Regions from separate parts of the Homo sapiens genome. Here regions 2 and 3 are each linked to region 1. A link is a loop called in an ENCODE intact Hi-C map of the cell type or tissue named here. Cell type or tissue: PC-9. All regions are shown on one strand.

The links. A loop is a pair of places that touch in the nucleus more often than their neighbours do. Peaks named below come from ENCODE experiments on the same cell type or tissue, not always from the same donor. Only the 100,000 strongest peaks of a DNase experiment are listed, where the experiment ranks them.
Region 2: it touches region 1 in a loop (4-fold over the local background); 4 of 110 quality-filtered maps call a loop at or near these places.
Region 3: a loop joins it to region 1, with 11 times the contacts of the local background. A loop is called at or near these places in 28 of 110 quality-filtered maps.

Annotation. Positions count from the first base shown.
Region 1 is chr2:12,316,564-12,321,563 of GRCh38, forward strand. The region is part of intron 4 of MIR3681HG (MIR3681 host gene); the gene reads left to right. Among named protein-coding and RNA genes, the nearest start is that of MIR3681, 120 kb to the left of the region's middle. In PC-9, no CTCF peak of the experiment used is centred here; DNase peaks (open chromatin) are centred at 1,718, 2,048 and 2,238; H3K27ac peaks cover 3,336 bases.
Region 2 is chr2:12,453,504-12,458,503 of GRCh38, forward strand. All of the region lies in intron 4 of MIR3681HG (MIR3681 host gene), which reads left to right. The region is part of intron 1 of LOC105373431 (a long non-coding RNA gene); the gene reads right to left. Among named protein-coding and RNA genes, the nearest start is that of MIR3681, 260 kb to the left of the region's middle. In PC-9, no CTCF peak of the experiment used is centred here; a DNase peak (open chromatin) is centred at 3,018; H3K4me3 peaks cover 797 bases; H3K27ac peaks cover 2,497 bases.
Region 3 is chr2:11,860,956-11,865,955 of GRCh38, forward strand. LOC105373430 (a long non-coding RNA gene) reads left to right here. Exons shown (of 5, transcript XR_922803.3): 5 at 4,895-5,000. Among named protein-coding and RNA genes, the nearest start is that of MIR4262, 26 kb to the left of the region's middle. RefSeq lists an enhancer at 2,528-2,577 and a silencer at 2,848-2,897. In PC-9, CTCF peaks have their summits at 2,848 (motif pointing right) and 3,058; a DNase peak (open chromatin) is centred at 2,986; H3K27ac peaks cover 734 bases.

The DNA of each region.
Region 1 (5,000 bases):
CAGGGTTGGGCCCAATGTGAGGTGTTGTGGACACAGTGGCACATAAGACACTGTTTTGGCCCTTGAGGAGCTCATAGTGCAGAGGGAGAGACAGTCAGGTAAAAAATGACATGGTACAGAGATGAGTCACTCTGTTGTGGCAGTGACAGTATAACTGTCCAGTGGGTTCTTCTTGCCCACTGCACAAATAAAGAGCATGACGTTGCAGTAAAGGAAGAGTTTAATGGATGGAAGTCTGGCCATACCACGTGGGACATAGAGTTACTACTCAAATCAATCTCATCCAAGGCTCGTAGGTCAGGGGTTTTTCAAAGACAGTCTGTGGGAGAGGGTGGGGGTGGCCAGGTAATGGGTGTTTGCTGCCGAATCGGGGCAGAGATGAAATTACAGGGGGTCAACAGTGTCCACTTGAGCTCAGTTGCTTCTGGATGGGGGTCATAGGAGCAAGGGTCAGTGGGCCCAAGTAGAGCCATGTGTGTCAGACACGCAAAAAACCTGAAAAGATAGCTCAATTGGCCGATCTTAGGTTCTACAATAGTGGAGTTATTTGCAGGAATGGCTGGCAATCATCTATGTCTACACCTTACCAAAATTCAGATTCCCCTTCTCCCCCAGGTGATGCCCTTTCATTCACTTTACAGAGGTAGTTGAGTTTGGGGGAAGGCCTATTATCATTTAAACTATAAACTAAATGTCTCTCAAAGTTAGCTTAACCCAAAAGCCCAGGAATAATTAAGGGAAAGGCAAGATAAGGATGGGTTTGATCAGATCTTTTACTACCATAATTTTGTTACTACTATAATTTTTGCAAAGGTGGTTTCAACAGGATAGCCTGCGTTGACAGGGGAGGGTGTGTAAAGACCCTGGAGAAACCAACAGAGGTGGCCTGGGGGCAGCCACAATATCTGAGGCTTGGAGAACACAAATGTGTTAACCCAGCAGGCCAGAAGCAGTGTGGGTGTGAGGTCAGATATGTCACAGGCAGAGAGAACACATGCTATCAGCAAAGGCACAGAATCTGAGAGTCCAGCACGCCAATGGAACAGAGTGTGGTGTGTGGAAAGAGGGGCACAAAGGGAGGCAAAGCCCAGGATCGTGGATCAAGGGTGATCCATGCCATGACAATAAGGACAACTCCTTATTGTCATGCAATGCTTCCCAAGATTTTATTGACAGGGCAGAGACACAATCAGAACTGTGTATTAGAAAGATGTCCCTGGAAGCTAGGGATAAGAAAGTTTGCAGAGTGAGGCTCAGCAGGGAGCCACGGACTTAGGTGGGAGGCTATTCCAGGTATCCAGGAGAGAAATGGGGAGGCTCTATGGAGAGTGTGGGAGTAGAATGAGGCTGGCCTTGAGGAATGTCAAGAGGGCAGGACTGACAGTTACCACCTGGACGTGAGACACTGGGCATGGGAAGAGTGCTGCCAGGCAAGTAAGTCTCAGATCAACACACATGCGTTGCTAAAGCTACTGACCAAGGCTCTGGCCAGATTGATGGCCTCCTGGCGGTGGCCTTTACTGCTCCCCTTGTACACCTGAGGCAGAGTTACTTACATTAATGTCTGTGTCTCTTCCACTGCCTTTGCAAACAGATCCCTGAGTTCTAAGTGAATCAGAGCCTGCATGGTACTTTTCCTCTGACTTCAGACTAGTCATACATTTTGGAATTCTTCCATGTTGAACTTTCACATCCTGCACAGAACACTCGGGCCCTGAGACAGCCCTACGCCATTTGGTGAGACCTTTGGTGAAAAGTCAAGGTCTGGGTTTATGACACAATATTTTTTCCTGGTCTATTTATCCCTGGCACAGTTCAGAGCTGGCCTATTGGAACAGGAGGTTCCAGCCTTCTCATTCACCTGGGCACTCTCTAACCTCAAATCAAATTCTACTGTCTCCCAGATTACATTCTGAGTTCCTAAATATGTGGGGAAAAATACTCTCAAATGCCTCCCTAAGAATACACACAGTCATAAAGCTCACGTACATTCAAATTGCTTTTTAAAAACAAAGACCGTGAAAAACCAAAGCTATAAAAGTATGTGAATCATCAACCCAGAAATCATGCCTCAAGGCACGCCTGACAGCATGTTCGTTCCCGGATGCTTTTCCTTCACAAATTATGGAGGCTGCCGACATCCTTCTGGGGAAAGGATTATCTGATTCCGCAGGCAGTTAAGAATAACATGTAAATGTCATTTAGATGAGCTATTTCTACATGGATCAAAAGACACACTCAAGTTACCAACTATGATAGCCAAACCCTTTATTTCAATAAAATCAGAGCAAACCCACAAAACTCTCCCAACTGAATTAGCACCATTGTGGTGTGGGAGGCATTCAGACATTCCTTCCAGGTTAGTAGACTATTTGCAATTCAGCTGTTTTACTGATGTGCATGTTATATAACTGCCACCAGCCATGGGGGAAGCTAGAATCCAAGGCGTCTCAAAATTTTCCACTGTGTACTCAAAGCCAACAGGAGAGAGTGAATGAATACTCCCTTGCTTTATGGTGACATAGCTAAAACTGTCTTTCCAGTAAATACCAGAGTGAGAGGCAATGTAACATAGTGGTTATATTTATGGGTTCTGGGGTAGAGTGTCTTGGATTTGAATCCCTATACGTTTGGGAGCTGCGTGTCTTGGATAACTTCTGTTGCCTCTCTCAGTTTGGATTCTTGTTGGCTTCAACGATTTTATCTTCCTTATTGAGTTACTCTGAAGGTTAAGTTAATAGATGTTAATCCTTAATATATGTTAAGTTCCTCTATTTAAGGGCTCCATAAATGTAAGCTATTGTTTTAAAACAAAACTGTAAGCTCTATGCCTTGTTTTAATTCAGGCAATGTTGCATTTTGCTGTCTCTGTGTCTCTAATACAAAATAATGTTTCCCTCCAAATTTCCAGTAGAATTGACCCTCCCAGGAGAGGTACCATATTTGTGCCTGGATTTGCATAAAACCAGGTTCACTGCCACAGATTCCAAGACTGACCTCACCCTAATGTGAGAAGCACAGTCAGACTGAAGAGAAGGCAGAGATGCTTCCCTACCAAGGCTCCTTGGAGATTTATTGTTGTTTATTTTCTAGATAACTGAGTAAAAACCAATTTTTGTAGGTAATGTTACCATGGAATGGATTACCTAGTTGCTGTAGTTTAATGGGTAATGTCTAGAAAAATATATGTCTCAAAGCTTTGTTGTTTCTAAGGAACTTCACTGGTGACTTTACTTAGTAAGTCAGCACTATGTAGTACAACGGTCACTGTCCAGATCTGGAGATGAAGTAGGTGGAGGGAATTGTGGTGTATGTTGCTTATTACTGTCAAAGAACACTGGCTTCAGAGTCAGGAAACCCGGGGTCTAGGCCTGCCTTTCTCTTGACTTATTCTGTCATTTTGCACTTAGGATTCAAATGCAGGTGCATTGATTCTAGAGCTCATAACCTTGGCTGTTTCTTTATACATCTGATTAAAAGGCTGTGACTACACTGCACATGTCTTTTCTGAGCTTGTGATAGGCCTGCTTATCTCTGCTGGTTTTTACTTTTAAGAAGCCACTGGATTGTTATACAATCAGTAAACATGCATGCTCTCCGTAAATCAATCTGGATCTGCATCTGATCTTTTTCCCAATCACTGGTCGCGCATTTCTGACTGTGTATTAGAAACTCAGTTCCCCATTTGACCTTGTGTTTTCCCACCAGTGGTCACATCTCATGTATGTGACTTCCCCTGTGACTGGCACCTGGCAGGGCCATGGTAAAATTGGTTTATTACCCAAATGCATGAAATCATAAGTCTCTGTACCACTTAAATGAAATGACAATTCTAAATACAAATTTAATTCGTTTGTACTCAAGGAACAATGCCATTTCTATGAACAAGACTAAAAATAAACTGTGAAATGATCTTTATCAGTCAAGAATAAACAAAACAAAACATTGACTACAATCACATCGCTCCAGCGCCAGCGTCATCATTTCAACATCTATTTGGCTTCTTTGCTTCTAGTAACTGTGTGGCTACAATTTATGGTTGTAAATATGGATGAAAGAAAGCATGAAGAGTTTAGAACATAATTGAATTTAAAATGTTCCTTCTGGAAATGTCTGGTCCAAGGACTTAGGATCCAACCTGAGTTCTTTGCATGGGAGATTTGGGGGAATTTGCAAAAAAAAAAAAAAAAAAGAAAAAAGAAAAATACTGATTCGTGACTCAAGGAAAGGGGGCTTATTGATGACTCAATTTTTTTCCTGAAATCAAACTTCTCTTACAAGATGGCATTTGAGTACATTAAAGGTAAATAGCACGGAAACATATGGTTTGAATTTCCCATGAAATGTGAAAGTTTTGATATTAAGGGAGCACATACTTCAGAAAGATAATTTGGCCTCTGCTAAAACCAGAACATTTAAGAAATCCTTCTAGAGACTTTGCCAAAACCCAGGGCCATTGGACTGTTTTTGCCTAGCAGCTTCCACTTCAGCCAGTACCCCTAGTGACCCGGCCAAGTGAAACAGAGAACTCAGCATCTTCTGAGGGGATGTCTGCCAATCTCAACCCTGGTGATATGTTCAAGGGCTTCCAGCTCATCCTGTGAGCCAAGAGAACAATTTGAAAACGCTGGAGTCTCTTAGCATATCTGCTTCGGGTTACTTTGAGAGACAGTGTGTGGGAGCTGCCAGGCTGAGAACAGGATCCATGCTGGAAACTATTTGCAAAAGCCCCACTTCCTTCTGCCAGGCCAGCTTCTCCGCAACCCAGACAGTCTGTGCGAGAACAAAAAAACAAGGACTATTGTCAAATTAATAGCACTCCCTAAAAAAGTATGGCAGGTGGTGAGATTCTTGGCCATTGAGTTCCAGCCAAAACATTTCACATTTTTTTCTCCTGAGGGAGGCACTGGGAGCTTGCTGTGAGTCAGAAGTGTGGGGGCTGCAGCAGAGAGTGGCCGCTTGAGCATCTTGCCTGTTCCTGATGAGAATTAGTCAATTCT
Region 2 (5,000 bases), 140 kb after region 1:
TGGCATAACATTAACTTGAAAACCAGTAAAGGAAAATTAATGAAAGACCAAAATGGAAAAGTCCCTTAGTACCTTTGATTATTGCAGTTTAAGCAATTATTGTAGTGTTTCTTGTTTCTTGTTTAGTTTTCTATCTTTGCGTTAAGTCAATTCCTTAAGACAAAAATAATAGGATTTTATTCACCTGTGAATCTATAGAGATGAATAGTGCCTGGAACTGTTAATATTTCTCAAATGAATTAAATAATGTGCTGTAAATACAGGATTTTTTTTTTGTTTATCGCTTTGCTTTTTTTTAATTAAAGAAAATGCCCTTTCTTGGAGTAATCCTAAAAAGTTGAGAAGGTGGATTAGAATAATCAGCAGAGAGGCCTCGGAGAGTTATCCCGGCAGAGAAGCCTCGGGGAGGTGTCCCGGCGGGGGAGCCTCGGGGAGGTGTCCCGGCGGGGGGGCCTCGGGGAGGTATCCCCTTTTTGCTGTTTATGTTTATGGTGCCAGCTCATGCAAGGGATGCTGTAATGGTTAATTTTATGTGTCAACTTGTCTGGGTCACAGTGCCCAGATATGTCATAGAACATTATTCTGGATGTTTCTGTGAGGGTGTTTTCGGTGAGATTTAAAATGCTGGACTTTGAGTAAAGCTCATGGTGCTCCACATTTATAAGTGGGCCTCAACCAACCAACTGAAGGACTGAATAGAATGTAAGACTGATAAGACTGACTTTCCCTTCTCCCAGCAAGAAGGAATTCTCTGGAAGACTGTCTTTGGACTCAAACTGAAACTCTTTCCCGTTTTCAGCCTGCCAGCTTCCCCTATCAAATTTTGGACTCTCCAAGCCCCCACAATCATCAGAGCCATTTCTTAAAATAAATCTCATTTTTATATATCTACATCTTCATCCTATAGTTTCTGTTTCTCCAGAGAACTAATAAAATGCATCCACTCACTGGTCATCTGTAAGGAGGCTACACTTCTTTTTTTTTCTTTTCTTTTTTATTTTATTTTATTTTATTTTTTTTGAGACGGAGTCCCGCTCTGTTGCCCAGGCTGGAGTGCAGTGGCGTGATCTCAGCTCACTGCAAGCTCCACCTCCCGGGTTCACGCCATTCTCCTGTTTCAGCCTCCCAAGTAGCTCATACTACAGGCGCCCGCTACCACGCCTGGCTAATTTTTTTTTTTTTTTGTATTTTTAGTAGAGACGGGGTTTCACTGGGTTAGCCAGGATGGTCTCGATCTCCTGACCTCGTGATGCGCCTGCCTCGGCCTCCCAAAGTGCTGGGATTACAGGTGTGAGCCACCACTTGAGTGTCCTCTCTTGCCTTGACACATCCCACGTTTCATCCCAATCATCACAGCCGCTGCTGATAACTTTGTAGCATGTGGCTGAGAGTCTTCTTTGGAAATGCAGCAGATCCATTGTAAATAGGAATCCAACTAATGAGAAAGCAAGACCATGGAAAGCCAGAGCCATGAAGGCGTGGAAAACCAATTCACTCAGTCCTGCTACTCCTGTTTCTTGCTCTGAAGAGAGGCCTAGGAGTGGCTACTTTAAGCCGGAAGTGCACAGGCTTTGCAGTCGGGCAAAGGAGGATGCGCAGTGGCATTTAAGGACCGATAACTAGGAGTTGGAAGGGTATCAGGCCATCCCAGGGGATGTTACAATGGAGAGAGGTAAACATAAAAGCCACATGCGTGGCTTTTTACCCAAGCATGGCACTAATTAAGAACATGGAACACAAAAACAATCTCTGGAATTTTACAGGTTTCAGGAGTGTAAGTCCCCAATTGATGAGATTAAGTTTCTACCATGTAGCAAAACAGAGGTTTGAAATGAATATTGCCCATGTACAGAAAATACAATTACATTCTTGCAAAATTGATTTTTTGCAGGCTGAGATTAATATCTGCTCCAAAACTTAATATTGTAGAGTAAATGGTGACACATCATTAGTACTTAGATTACATATATTAACATATTAATATAGATGAGTATCATAAAATAACATACTTATATATAATGGTAAATAAGAAAAATATAAAGCTGAGTGACGATGTAGAATAAACCACTGGTTCTGTGGGCAAACAAAACTGTATTTGAATCCCAGATTCATGACTTGACCCGGGAACTTCAGGCAGGTACTAATATTTTCTTAGGTAGTGGTTGCATTTTAATCTGTAAAATGGAGACAATCTTTTGACCTTGGAGGAATTTTGTCAGAAATAAATTTGATTAAAAATCTAAATCATTGAGTCCAGTTTCTGACCAAATAGTGCTCAGCAGATGGTGTTTCCTGGATTCTGTCCCAGTGTGTAAAATATGTATGAATGAGGAGGACGCCTGGAAGGAAATAAATAAAACCGAAAACACATTTGTTGGGGTGATGAAATGATGCATGATTAATTTTTCACTTTTCAAAAATTTCTGCAATGTTGCATCATTCTTTTAACAATAATATATATACTATATATATACATACATATATATATACTATATATACACATACATATATACTATATATATACATATATACTATATATACACATACATATATGTACGTGTGTGTGTATATATATATTATATAATATATAATATATATAATATATTATATAATATATAATATATTATATATTATATAATATATATAATATAATATATATATATTATATATATAATATATAATATATATAATATATATAATATATATAATATATATATAATATATATATAATATATAATATATATAATATATATTATATATAATATATATATCTGAGAAAGCTTTTCACCAAGCTCTACAGTCCACAAAGTAAACAGAGGAATGTGTCAGATAAATTTGGCTTCTCTCTCTGACCCTGCTGCCTTACACAGAGAGGGGCGGAGCAACGGGGGAGCCCAAGCACTTCCTTTTTGGTTAATCAGCCTGACCCACTGATTGCGACACTCCAGAGCCTCATGCTTTTCTCAGCCTTTAAGTATCTTTCTGAATTGCTGTCCAAGGGCAAATTTTTCCTGTCAAACAGACCTGCAAGGTTGCTAGGCACATACAAGGAAAAAGAGATTCTGGTTACTCAATACTTGTTTTGCAAAGTCTGTTTAAAAAAAATTGCATCATATCTCATTTGATGATTGTGCAATGCAGGGTGGATACCTAAACTGAAAGTTAAGTAAGACTGAGCTGTCGGCACCTTTGCAATTGAGACATCCATTTATACGCCAGTGGAAAATATTCAGTTGTTATTAGTTTTAAGTAAAAAAAAGGGGGATAAAGCCAATGAAAATAGACCCCAATGCTCCCTGCACAGATAAAATACACACAGAAAATTTCCTATCCTGTTTCTTCTCAGGTATTTGGTACATTATGCTCCTGTGATGAATATAAATAGGATTAGTCTTTGGATCCTGCCAATTCACCTGGGGTTGTCTTTTAGTACAAAGAGTACCGATTAGGGAATTGCCCAATCTGGATGCAAATCCTGATGACTGGCAAATGACTTAATCTCGCTGAGTGGGATTTTCTTCCTCTTTATGATGAGGATGGTAATAGGAAGTCAGAAATTAGTGGAGAATAACTGTAAAGGACTGAGGCTATAGCCTGGCATGCATAGGGGATCAATACATATTAGTTCCCTTCCAACTCTTAATTTTCCTCATCTTAAACTGCTCGCCGTAATGGGTCCTGTTTCATGCTCACTTATCAAACATCATTCCGCCCCAGGACCTACATTAATACTTGGGGTGGGGTCAACAGATACAGGGAAGAGTCAGCCATGGGCACTGCCCTTCACATGCTCACAGTTTATTGGTAGAAGAGGCACATCTGTGAGTGGATTCTGGAAATAGCAGATGGCAGGGCATCATAAGGGAGAAGTTTATGGAGCCTGGGGAGGCAGGTATGGAGGGAGATTGAAGAAGGAGAAATACTTCTACACTCAGAGGTGCCAGAAATCACTGTGCAAGAGCTGGGCTTCCATCTAATGGTGTACTATAAGCAAAGCACAGTCCTAGGGAATTTGAGCTGTGTCCCTAAAAACAAAACCATCAGCTCATAGTCTGTTTACACAGTTGCTTCTCTAGTTGGTGTTTCTCTAACTTTGGGGCATCATTCACCCTCTGCAAATGTCCGTTTCCTCAACCTCCAAACATGGTCAACATTCCATGCTTCTTGAGTATGTGTTCTGAGGGAAGAGTTGGCAGTGCAAGAGAATGGGACAGGATGGGGAAAGGGAATTAGTGTTCAGTGATATAATTGACATGAAATTGGTTAAATATAAAATCTTGGGAAAACGTGAGACATTATTATGGTGCATAATTACATGCTTAATACAAGAGATGTGGGTTTTGAATCAGACAAAGGACTCAATGTTTTGCACAGATTCAACACTGGTACTTTGAGTAAACTGGATACTTCTTTGTTGATCTAAAGGGAAGAAACAGACAATCCCCAGTCGAGAGTTTCCACAAGCAGTTGAAGTGCATTGCTCAGCCGCAGCTCATTCCCTCACCCAGCACATGCTCTGTTACACTTTCTACTGTCTTTGGCACAGAAAGTGCACACACATATTCTCAAAGGGAAAATGCCATGCAAATGACACATTTTTCACAAGATGTGGAATTTCTTGTGTCTGTGATAGGCCTGAAGGCTCAGAGATAGGTACGATTTTTAAAATTGTTGTCATAGAACAAATAAACTTGAACTGAAGCCTCTATCCAAACACACCTGACACCTAGAAATTGGGAACCTTTGGCATCAGTCCAGCAATAGCAGTTTTTTGGGTGCTTGACGGCACTTTAAACTCAAAGTTAATTTAGCAAGTGTGTTTCCAGAAATGACAGAAAAGGACTGTCATAGGACTTTGAAATTTTAACCTGCAAATTTCAGATACGGTTGTTAATAGAAAAATTCTTATAAAAGTAGCATAATAATCCTTTTAGGGCTTAAATTTTTTTATTCAAAATATCAAATGATATTATTTATAGATAACATTAACTCAGTCATTC
Region 3 (5,000 bases), 460 kb before region 1:
ATGTGTGGCTGAGACATTTGGTCCATTTTGTCCCTGCTGCAGCTCCAGTGCCTAGGACAGGGCCTGGGACCTGGTAGTCACTCTATGCATTTTTGTTAATGAATAAATAAATGGGAAATAAAGGTGCAAATATCTCTGCTGCTGATGGGGATTCTGCTCTCCCAGAGGGAAGGTCTTGCTGTTTGGATGTGCCAGTTATTCTCTCTATAAGATCCACACTCAGCATTTTTCCTTGCCTCTATGTTCCCCAAATAAGGTGATTTTTGGCTTTTGCAATGAGTGTTTCTGAACGCTTCATGGTAATACTGTTCTGGAAGGCTGAGCAAGGGTTTGCTAGCCTGAAACTTAGTTTCACAGCCAGCAAGATACGATCTTCTGGCTTTTCTGCCTTTGCCAAGCTCTACTTAAATCTGGTGGCATGTCTAGTTGCAAGCTTAGTTAGTATTATGTTCCCCAGTTAAGGAGTGGGCTGTGTTGGTTCTCCCATGCTGTGCCAAGGATGGGATGGGCAGAGCCCCGCTGGAGGCAGGCCTTGCATCAACTCTCCACCGGTCCACACCTGGCCCACAGTGGGCTTGCAGCACACGTGCCTGTTGAATGAATAACAATGGGTTCCAGTTCTGCTGTCCTTTCTGCTGTTTCTCTCTCAGTAGATAGAAGTTTCTCTCAAACCCTTTTCAGAGTTGATATCATTCCCACATGGGATGAGGAGTCGAGAAGGGGTAATTTAGAGAAAAATAACCCAAGGAAGTGAGTAGTCTCTCCTACCTGGTCTCTAGCCCCCTCAGTGTGCAGGGAGAGGCTGTGGAGTGGGCAGGGCACTGGCCTCGATGCCCTCGGAGTGAGCCCTGCTGCCCCACAGACAAGCTGAGTACCCTTGGGCACATTACTTCACCTCTCTGAGCTTCTTTCCTAATCTGTCAGGAAAGGATAACATCTACCCTGAAGCCGAGCTGTGCAGCTACAGTGGCAGAGGCATAGTAGATGCTCAGTAAATGTTGGTGTCCTTCTTCTTCCTGGAGGGATCATTCCAATCCAGAACTTAGGGGCTCGGGACAAGGCTGAAAATCTTGGATGAGTGGATTGACTACTGGTTTTTGGCTATTTTCATGCTCTCATCTAAAAATCATTCATTTAATCAATAGTCACGGTGCATGTCTCTCAGGCAGTCTGGAAGTCATCTTTTCTAGGTAAATACCAAGACAGGTCAGAGCCTGAGAACAAGAAATGAGTGTTCAATGCTGGCCTAAAAGTGTCTGGGGAGATTTGCTGGATGTTGAAACTTTCAGCTCTCAAAGCTTCTGACATGCTGCTGTTTTTTGAAGGTAATTTTTCTCGATGACTAGTTGTGCATTTCCCTCCATTAGTTAGGGGCCTCCCTTTTCCCTCCCACATTGAGAAGGGCAGTCAGTCACATCTGTGGAAAGGTGCCAGGTCAGGCCAAGGGGCTGAGAGCTGCCTGGGTCCAAAGCTAGAATTGCAGCGGCTGGTGATGGCCAGGTTCCCTTTCCAGCTGGCTCAATTCCTTTTCTTTTTCTTAGAGGATTTTAAGAAACTGTGTTCATTTGTTCATTTATTCATTCAATGAACTCTTACTACTTACATCAACAGCATGCACACATGAAGACAATGCTTTAAGTGTTATTGTCAACTCCAAACATATTCCCCGGGTAGTCAGAGAAGGGAACACTAAATGGTGATGGGGTAGGGAAAGGTTTCAAAGAGTGGGGTGATGTTGGATATAGGCCTTGACGGTTGAACGGGAGTTTGCCCGAGGGCGATGTTCATCCCAGTCAGAGAGAATGGAGGAATAATGGATAATGGAGGAATTAATTGCAAGGATTCAAAGATGTTACCTATCTCAGCGTTTAGAGATGTTGATGTTTACTGTGTAACAGTTGATGACTGGTGAAGTTTTTGCCTGTGTGTAGGAGTGTTGGTGTGTAGGTATGTTTCTGTGTTTGGGGGAAGGATGTGTGTGTGTGTGTGTGTGTGTGTGTGTGTGTCGGGGGGTGGGATTAGGACGGGATGGATGGACATGTTGGTAGAATTCAGCATGAAAAGGCTTGATGTACCTGAATATCACTAGACCTTTGAGAAGATAAGGGTCCTCCACTGAGACATGAAACAACTGGGTGGCTGGCGAAAAGCTGTCACAATAGCAAAGGGTTCTTCAGAACTTCAGTGGTAGCCTGTCACCTGTCACCTTGCACCGGTTTGAGACTCTTTGAAATCTGGTGCCTGCCTATGCAGCTCCATCGTCTTTCTTCCTTCTGTGGCCCCTCCAGGACAGCTAAATGCTAGGTTGAGGTCAACAAGGAGTAAAACCTACCCTAGGCTTTGAAGTAGTTTGTAATCTTGTCAGATGAAACAGGAGGCGGGGAGGATGTCATGCACTGGGCGTTTCCGGAGAGCCATCTGCAATCGCAGCCACCACTCTCGGTTTGCATTGACTTTTTCCTATTTTGTTGGGTTCAGACAGGCATAGTACAAAAACACAAGTTACTTCTCAAGCCATATTCAGCCATTCACTCAGCCAGCATTTATGTTCCAGGAACTATTCCAGCCTCTGTGAATGAGTTCAGAACAAGGAATGGTTATTCAATGGCAACAAATTCGTCCATTCTTACCCTTGGTGAAATTAATCACCTCCCTGAACCTCAGTTTCCCATCTGTAAGATGGGCATAGCAACTCTTTCCTAACCAGAAGGTACCTGTGGAAGCCTCTGGCTCAGCAGGTGAGAAGTGTGTTTGTGTTCCTCTCCCCGACGCCCTCCCTCAGTACTTGCTTCCCAAGACATTGCTTTCCTTTGTTGGGTCAGAGGTGGGGTGTCGTTCCCCTTGCCACCAGCAGATGGTGCCCAACAATCCCCTGCAGGGAACCGAGGCTGCCCGCCTCCCCCAGTCTCCCCACCATCCAGCTCCCTTCCGCCCCTTCTCTGGGACACGTCAGTCATTCCAGGTCCCAGGCAGAAAGTTACACAAAACACTTTGTGTCTGTCAGCAGATTCCTGGAAGGTCACGCTGAATGATGAATGCTCCTGGGTAGGATTGGAGGGCTCTTTTTTCTTTCTTTTTTTTTTTTTTTTCCTTTTCTTTCTTTCTTTTTTTTTGTCTCCCATGAATTGCATCACTGGGCAGCCTCTTGGCTGTATTCAGCCGACTCCTGCGGTTTTTAGACCTTTCCCAATTGTTCGGTGTCTGCTTCCTCTCCAGGACCCTTCTGGCCAAGGCAGGATATTCAGGGTTGGCTGTGGCCAGGGAGCTGGCCATTGTCTAGCACATTCCATACACACACCCTGCCCAGCCCATCCTCCACTCCCAGAGCCTGGACAGACTGTGGTCCTTGGGACAGAGACCTGGTGCATTGCTGTGACCCCAGGTGACAATCTCGCTGCCCTGATTTCCAAATAAGGGGAGCCTGGCCTGGCAGAGAAATGAGCCTAATTTCCAAAGTTGAATTTCCGCCAGGATCAGAGCCTTTATATATCCTGGTCTTCGGTGTCCCCCTTCTTCCTGACCACATATAGACTGCTTATGATATTTTTTAACTTTGCCAGCTCTTTACCCAAATTGAGTAGCCATTTTGCTTTTGTAGATATCCTGAGTTGGCTCCAATTTAACATCCTGACCCATCATCCTGGTGTTAGGTATTAGGACCATGGTCCTGATATTTTGCTTGAGGAAAATGAGCCATACCACTCAGAGGTGTGGCATATGTGGCATGTGAAAGCACCTTTCTCCTCCATCAGTGGCCTTACTGATGCAGGGCAGTGGGAGTGAGTGTATGTACACAGAGCAATACAAATGAACCCTGCTCTCAAAGTCTGCGCAAAGGGGAGTGAGAAGACAGAGCAGGTGTAGTCCCTGGAGTGAGCCCTGCTGCAGAATAGATGGAAGGGGTGGGTCCAGGAACCCCGAAATGGAAGCAGCAGTGGCTCTGCTCCCCATCACCCCGAGCAATCACGTGGGGATTTGTGTCTGTCTCTGCAATTTTAGGCTCTGAGGATCTAAAGCTCTTGGTGCCCGGAGGGGAAATAATTATTAATACCATCAGGGAATACAGTAAAGAGCCCACTAAACGTAAAGCTGCAGTTGCTGCCCGGTCATTTTGGGTTCATGTGCCAATAGATCACTGGGCAAGGAAAGGAGTTACTACCTCGGTAGGAGTAATGAACCCAGCCAGGTATGGTAGCTCATGCCTGCAATCCTAGCACTTTGGGAGGCCGAGGCAGGTGGATCACCTGAGGTCAGGAGTTTGAGACCAGCCTGGCCAACATAGTGAAACCTCGTCTCTACTAAAAAGTTAGCTGGGCGTGGTGGTGGGTACCTGTATTCCCAGCTACTCGGGAGGCTGAGGCAGGAGAATTGCTTGAACCTGGGAGATGGAGGTTGCAGTGAGCCAAGATTGCGCCATTGCATTCCAGCCTGGGTGACAGAGTAAGACTCTGTCTCAAAAAGAAAGAAAGAAACAAACAAAAAAGAGTAATGAACCGTGCTCATCACGAGGAAACAGTGAGCTGCTGCTTTCATAATGCTTCACAGTGGGGGCAGGAGGAAATGTGTTGGGCATCAGGTGATCCCTTGGGCACCCCCGGCACTCCCACACTCAATTCTAAGAGGAAATGGAAAGGTTCCGCAGCTATGGCCTAATAAGAACAAGAAACCCGGGGGCTAGACCCTCCCTGCACCCCGCTGCCCCAGGTGAAGATCTGGGTACCATCTCCCTCAGGAAAATCCACATAGCTCAGCAGACCTCCCAGCTGCTGGGGAGGGAAATGTTGTATCGCTGGTGGAAAAGGGAAATGGTGAGTTTCGGAGACAAACTTGGGACCCACTCAGCAGTGGAGGCGGCAGTTCATCCTAACATCCTTGCTCTTTTATGTTTCTCCAGAAATTGTGATCAACCAGAATCCAGAACACGCTGTGCTTAATGGAGTGAACTGCCTGTGAAGCGCAGGTGTGAGGGGCGGATGATAAGTGACAGTGCCGGTGCCCCC